Regions from separate parts of the Homo sapiens genome. Here region 2 is linked to region 1. A link is a loop called in an ENCODE intact Hi-C map of the cell type or tissue named here. Cell type or tissue: dorsolateral prefrontal cortex. All regions are shown on one strand. Each heading gives the region's core, and the rest is flanking DNA. Links, peaks and the distances in the headings are about the cores only.

The links. A loop is a pair of places that touch in the nucleus more often than their neighbours do. Peaks named below come from ENCODE experiments on the same cell type or tissue, not always from the same donor. Only the 100,000 strongest peaks of a DNase experiment are listed, where the experiment ranks them.
Region 2: it touches region 1 in a loop (13-fold over the local background); 1 of 110 quality-filtered maps calls a loop at or near these places.

What each region holds. Positions count from the first base shown.
Region 1 is chr22:27,845,898-27,848,805 of GRCh38, reverse strand. No RefSeq gene overlaps it. Among named protein-coding and RNA genes, the nearest start is that of MN1, 46 kb to the right of the region's middle. In dorsolateral prefrontal cortex, for the core only: no CTCF peak of the experiment used is centred there; no DNase peak of the experiment used is centred there.
Region 2 is chr22:26,539,900-26,542,807 of GRCh38, reverse strand. TPST2 (tyrosylprotein sulfotransferase 2) reads left to right here. Exons shown (of 7, transcript NM_003595.5): 3 at 1,090-2,019. The coding sequence starts at 1,178. Among named protein-coding and RNA genes, the nearest start is that of MIR548J, 14 kb to the left of the region's middle. RefSeq lists an enhancer at 962-1,463. In dorsolateral prefrontal cortex, for the core only: no CTCF peak of the experiment used is centred there; a DNase peak (open chromatin) is centred at 1,558.

The sequences.
Region 1 (2,908 bases), core at 207-2,706:
GGACCCTTTTGAGTCCTGGGGTTCGAGCAGAGGGATTAATAGCCAAAAAGTCAGGAAGATGTAACTTCTGCCCTCAGAATTGAAGCCTACCAACTAGCAGTGGGAAGTAGTAGTTTTGGTAGCTGATTGTAGAAAATTCGATGAGAACAGAGGAGAGAGCTCCAAGTCTGCATTTCCCTCCTTGCTTTCCAGGCACCTAAACCAGAGGTTTCAGAGACTGCAAACTAAACGAATCTAAAGCAAAACTCTTTTTAGTCCTTCCTCCTTCCCCAAAATGTACTGTCTGCATTTACTATTGGTTAACTGTATCACTGGCTGTGCTGCCCAAGCCAGAAATCCTAACTGGCCCCTAAGTCTAAAAAACGCCCCCAAATGACTGAAATCCTGCCCCTTTTGTATGTCCTGGTCCAATGCAAACTATGCTCTGATGCACCATCCTCTCATCTAGGGTGGGGTCTGAAAAGTTCCTGTAGAAGATTTTAGGCTTTGTGGGCCATATGGTCTACTACAAATTATTCAGCTCTCCCCTCACAATGCAGAAACATCCACAGAAGACACATAAATGAGCACTGTACCTGTTCTAGTAAAACTTTATTTACACAGAGAAATGGCAGGCTGGATTTGACTGGAGAGGCCATGCCTCATTTGCCAAGCCTTGGTTAGGGGATTGTGTGTATAATCAGTCTCTGCCAGAGTTAGCTTTGGTGCTGTGCCCCTTCTGGAACACGTGCATGACTTCCTGAGGCCCAAAAAACTACTGCAGCCAAAGCCAGTGTCCTTCTGCCATTCTTAAAGTGAAGCCAATGAGGCTCATCAGTCTCACTGCCTGTACAGGGTCAGTCACAGGTGGAAGGAATCAAACTGATTTCTCTGCTGCCCTAAACATGCACATTGACCACAGAAATAGCTCTAAGCACCTGATCCCCCACCAATATGCACAGAAAGCTGAAGGGCAGAGCTATGATGGGTTAACAAAAGCAGTTGATGTATGGAATAGAATGAAGATAGGCTGGGCGCAGTGGCTCACACCTGTAATCCCAACACTTTGGGAGGCCGAGGCGGGCAGATCACAAAGTCAGGAGTTGGAGACCAGCTTGACCAACATGATGAAACCCCATCTCTACTAAAAATACAAAAATTAGCCGGGCGTGGTGGCACATACCTGTAATCCCAGCTACTCAGGAGACTGAGGCAGGAGAATGGTGTGAACCCTGGAGGAGGAGGTTGCAGTGAGCCGAGATGGCGCCACTGCATTCCAGCCTGGGCGACAGAGCAAGACTCTGTCTCAAAAAAAGAAAAAAAAAGAAGATAATTCTGATTAAACTCTTCTCAACTGGCATAGTTTCTCTCTACATCTGTTGTCCAGAAAATGCTGTCTGTGGCTGTTAAACTAAATCCTACACTCATAAAAAGGCTCATAGCTATCCTGTACCTTTTCCACGATTGAAATACAACTCCCTATATGAACACCTTACCCTGGGCTTGGGGTCTTGGCTTCTGATGGGATGTGCTAAGTCCAGGCCTTTGCTTAGAAAATGAGCCCAGAGTTTCTGCGAGTCAGTGACACTCCACCTTGGGTTGAATCTGTTTACTTCTTGGATTTCTAGGAAGCAGTAAATCGCCATGACATGCTTCCGCCTTGTTGATCCCTTATATATTCTGACACCACCTGCTAATCAGTCGATAGCAGAATTGCCTTGCACTCCAGACTGAGGGAGGTTCATGAAGTGGAACGAAGGAGTGACCTCCTGTGTTTATTAATGTATGTGCTAAACAAAAGCTTCGCCTCCAGGCATCCCATTGCATGCTGGCTCTCTGCAGCCCAGAATAGTGATGCCAGGTTTTCAGCGCCGTCTCCACTTTCCCATGGCCCGGGGAGTCCCTGAAACAACTTTTCAGCCTACCAAGAGGTGCTGCGAGTGCTCCCCACCCAATGTGTCCTATAGTCTTCTCTCCCAGTGTCATTCTAAGGGAGGTGCTGTGTAGGACGAGAGACTTCTCCCAAGTGAGGCTGGAGGGAGGTTCGGGATCAAGCCCAGAACAGCCATGCATAGACGTCACTCAATCCATTCATTCCCTTAAATCAGAGGTCGGCAAACTTTCTATAAAGGGCTGGATAGTACATATTTTTGGCTTCGTGGGCCATACAGTCTCTGTTGCAACTAAACTACTCAACGCTGCCTTTATAGTGGGAAAATAACCATAGACATTACCTAAATGGGCATGGCTGTTTCAACAGAACTTCACACAAACAGGCAGCAGGCCAGATTTGGCTCAAGGGCCACAGTTTCCCAAACCCCTGCTTTAAGATTCTTTTCATGGTTATTCCTCTTAACATATCAGATTGCAAACAATAATAGCAGTACCAACCAGCACTTAATAGCTAGCACCTACTGTAAGTCAGGTACAGCACATAATTGGCCTCTAATCTTCACAATCACCCTATGAAGTGGGTGCTGTCACTATCCTTTTATGCTTGAGGAATCTGAGGCGCAGATTAATATATTTTGCCCCAGATTTTACTACTAAAAGTGGTGGAGCCAGGGCTGTCATCCAGGGGCCACTTCAGAGGTGCTCATCCTGCTGCCTTGTCTTTGAGAACTGCAAAGCGCCATGCTTGTGGCGTTCAGCAAGGGGCGACCCTAATGACATAAATTCTGTTATGGACACCCTAGGCTCCCAAACACCCCTTAGGAGTAAACTTCCATGGCTGATTCTTCCCAGAGCCAAGAAAACATTTCTTCCTAGACAGTGTTGAGCATCCCCTCAGTCTTGGTGTCAGGAACCCCCATGTTGCATTTTACATCCAACCGAGACACCCTCCTCAGGCAAGGCTTTCTGCCATAACTCCTCATTCCCCCTTCCCACCCCTCATCCTTGGTTTTTGCAATGGTGCTGGGAGGCTTGA
Region 2 (2,908 bases), core at 132-2,631, 1.3 Mb after region 1:
CCGTTCACTAAGTCACTTGCAGTTCCCCAGTCGTGCTGCATCCTTTCCTGCCTGTGGCTCTGCGCTGGCTATTCCCTTTGCTGGTAACATCCTTGTTTCCCTTCTCCACCTGCCTGTTTCCTACCCACCACTGAAAATTCTGCATGAAGGCTACCTCCTGCAGGAGGCCTTCCCTCACCTACGCAGGTAGAACCCATCAATCTCTCTCAGGCACAGGTCCATGGTAAGAGTAGACTTTGGAGGCTGAGGCTCCCAGCACATAGCAGGTGCTCATTAAATGTTGGAATAAGTAAATAACCAATGATTATGATAGAAATCACTAATATTCTTGGGCCAGATGGGGTAACTCATGCCTGTAATCCCATCATTTTGGGAGGCTGAGGCGGGAGGATCACTTGAAGCGAGACCCTGTTTCTAAAAATTAGCCAGGTGCGGTGGTGTGTGCCTGTAGTCCCAGGTACTTGGGAGGCTGAGGCAGAGGATTGCTTGAGCCCAGGAGTCCGAGGCCGCAGTGAGCTATGATCTCTCACCACTCAATGCACTCCAGCCTTTTTTTTTTTTTTTTTTAGACGGAGTCTCGCTCTGTCGCCCACGCTGGAGTGCAGTGGCGCAGTCTAGGCTCACTGCAAGCTCTGCCTCCCAGGTTCACGCCATTCTCCTGCCGCAGCCTCCCGAGTAGCTGGGACTACAGGCGCCCGCCACCATGCCCAGCTAATTTTTTGTATTTTAGTAGAGATGGGATATCACCGTGTTAGCCAGGATGGTCTCGATCTCCTGACCTCATGATCCGCTGGACCGGGTGGCTCATGCCTGTAATCCCATCACTTTGGGAGACAGGTAGGAGGATCACCCAGGCCCACGAGTTCAAGAGCAGCCTGGGAAACATGGTGAGACCCCATCTCTTTAAAAAAACAAAAAAAATTGAAAAAAGTGCCCAGCAGGGTGCCAGGCACACAGCTAGTGCTTATGAAAGGTGCCCTCTGCATTCATGTCAGCAGCCTCTTGTTTGCAGTTATAGGGCTTTGCAGTTATTGGAGAGCTCACAGCTCACAGACCTCCCTGACTATGCATGTCCCCCTCTCTCCCCAGATGTGAGCCTGGCGGGCTGCCCGCTAACCTGTCGCTGAAGCCCCAGAAGCGGGCCCTCAGGCCAGGCCTACCCTGCCTCCGGCCCAGCATGCGCCTGTCGGTGCGGAGGGTGCTGCTGGCAGCCGGCTGCGCCCTGGTCCTGGTGCTGGCGGTTCAGCTGGGACAGCAGGTGCTAGAGTGCCGGGCGGTGCTGGCGGGCCTGCGGAGCCCCCGGGGGGCCATGCGGCCTGAGCAGGAGGAGCTGGTGATGGTGGGCACCAACCACGTGGAATACCGCTATGGCAAGGCCATGCCGCTCATCTTCGTGGGTGGCGTGCCTCGCAGTGGCACCACGTTGATGCGCGCCATGCTGGACGCGCACCCCGAGGTGCGCTGCGGCGAGGAGACCCGCATCATCCCGCGCGTGCTGGCCATGCGCCAGGCCTGGTCCAAGTCTGGCCGTGAGAAGCTGCGGCTGGATGAGGCGGGGGTGACGGATGAGGTGCTGGACGCCGCCATGCAGGCCTTCATCCTGGAGGTGATTGCCAAGCACGGAGAGCCGGCCCGCGTGCTCTGCAACAAGGACCCATTTACGCTCAAGTCCTCGGTCTACCTGTCGCGCCTGTTCCCCAACTCCAAGTTCCTGCTGATGGTGCGGGACGGCCGGGCCTCCGTGCACTCCATGATCACGCGCAAAGTCACCATTGCGGGCTTTGACCTCAGCAGCTACCGTGACTGCCTCACCAAGTGGAACAAGGCCATCGAGGTGATGTACGCCCAGTGCATGGAGGTAGGCAAGGAGAAGTGCCTGCCTGTGTACTACGAGCAGCTGGTGCTGCACCCCAGGCGCTCACTCAAGCTCATCCTCGACTTCCTCGGCATCGCCTGGAGCGACGCTGTCCTCCACCATGAAGACCTCATTGGCAAGCCCGGTGGTGTCTCCCTGTCCAAGTGAGTGGAGCCCCTGATGCTTCCACTCAGACTCTGGCCCTGGAGTCAGAGGCGCCAGGCAAGAAAATCAGCACTGCCTTTCTTGAGCTGTGTGGCCTTGGGCAAGTCACTATATCTCTCTGAGCCTCCGTTTCATTATCCCAAAAAATGACAACAATTACTCCTCTCCTTTCTGAGAGAATCTGCAAACTTCGTGGGCTGTTTGTTTGTTTTTTGAGGCAGTGTCTCGGTCTGTTGCCCGGCTGGAGTAACAGCCGCCACCTCCCTGTTCAAGTGATCCTCCCACCTCATCTTCCTGAGTAGCTGGGACTATAGGCATGCGCCACCAAGCTGGGCTAATTTTTGTATTTTTGGTAGAGATGGGGTTTGCCCTGTTGCCCAGGCTGGTCTCAAACTCCTGGCCTCAAGCAGTTCTTCCACCTCAGCCTCCCAGAGTCCTGGGATTACAGGCATGAGCCACCACACCCAGCCTAGAATCTGCAAACTTTGAATATGCTTTGTAGTAAGGCAATAGTGGGTAAAGGTTAAGAGCACAGATTCCAGAACAAGGATGTCTGGGTTCAAACCTCAGCTCTGCCACTTCTTAGCTGTGTGACCCTGGGCAAAGCGACTCAACCCCTGTGCTTCCATTGCTTCATCTGTAACATGGAAATATAATTTGCCTACCTTATAGATACCTGTGGGCATCAAATAGGTTAATAAATGTTAGGTGCTATTATTACTATTTTAGTGTTGATACTGCTTTTATTGATGGAGTACCCATCCTCACCATTGTCATTTAATGAGTGCCTACTGTATGGCAAGTATTGGGTTAAGCCCCCAACAAGTTTATCTCCTTTAATCCTCACAGCAACCTGAGGACATAGGAACACCTCTTATCCACATTTTA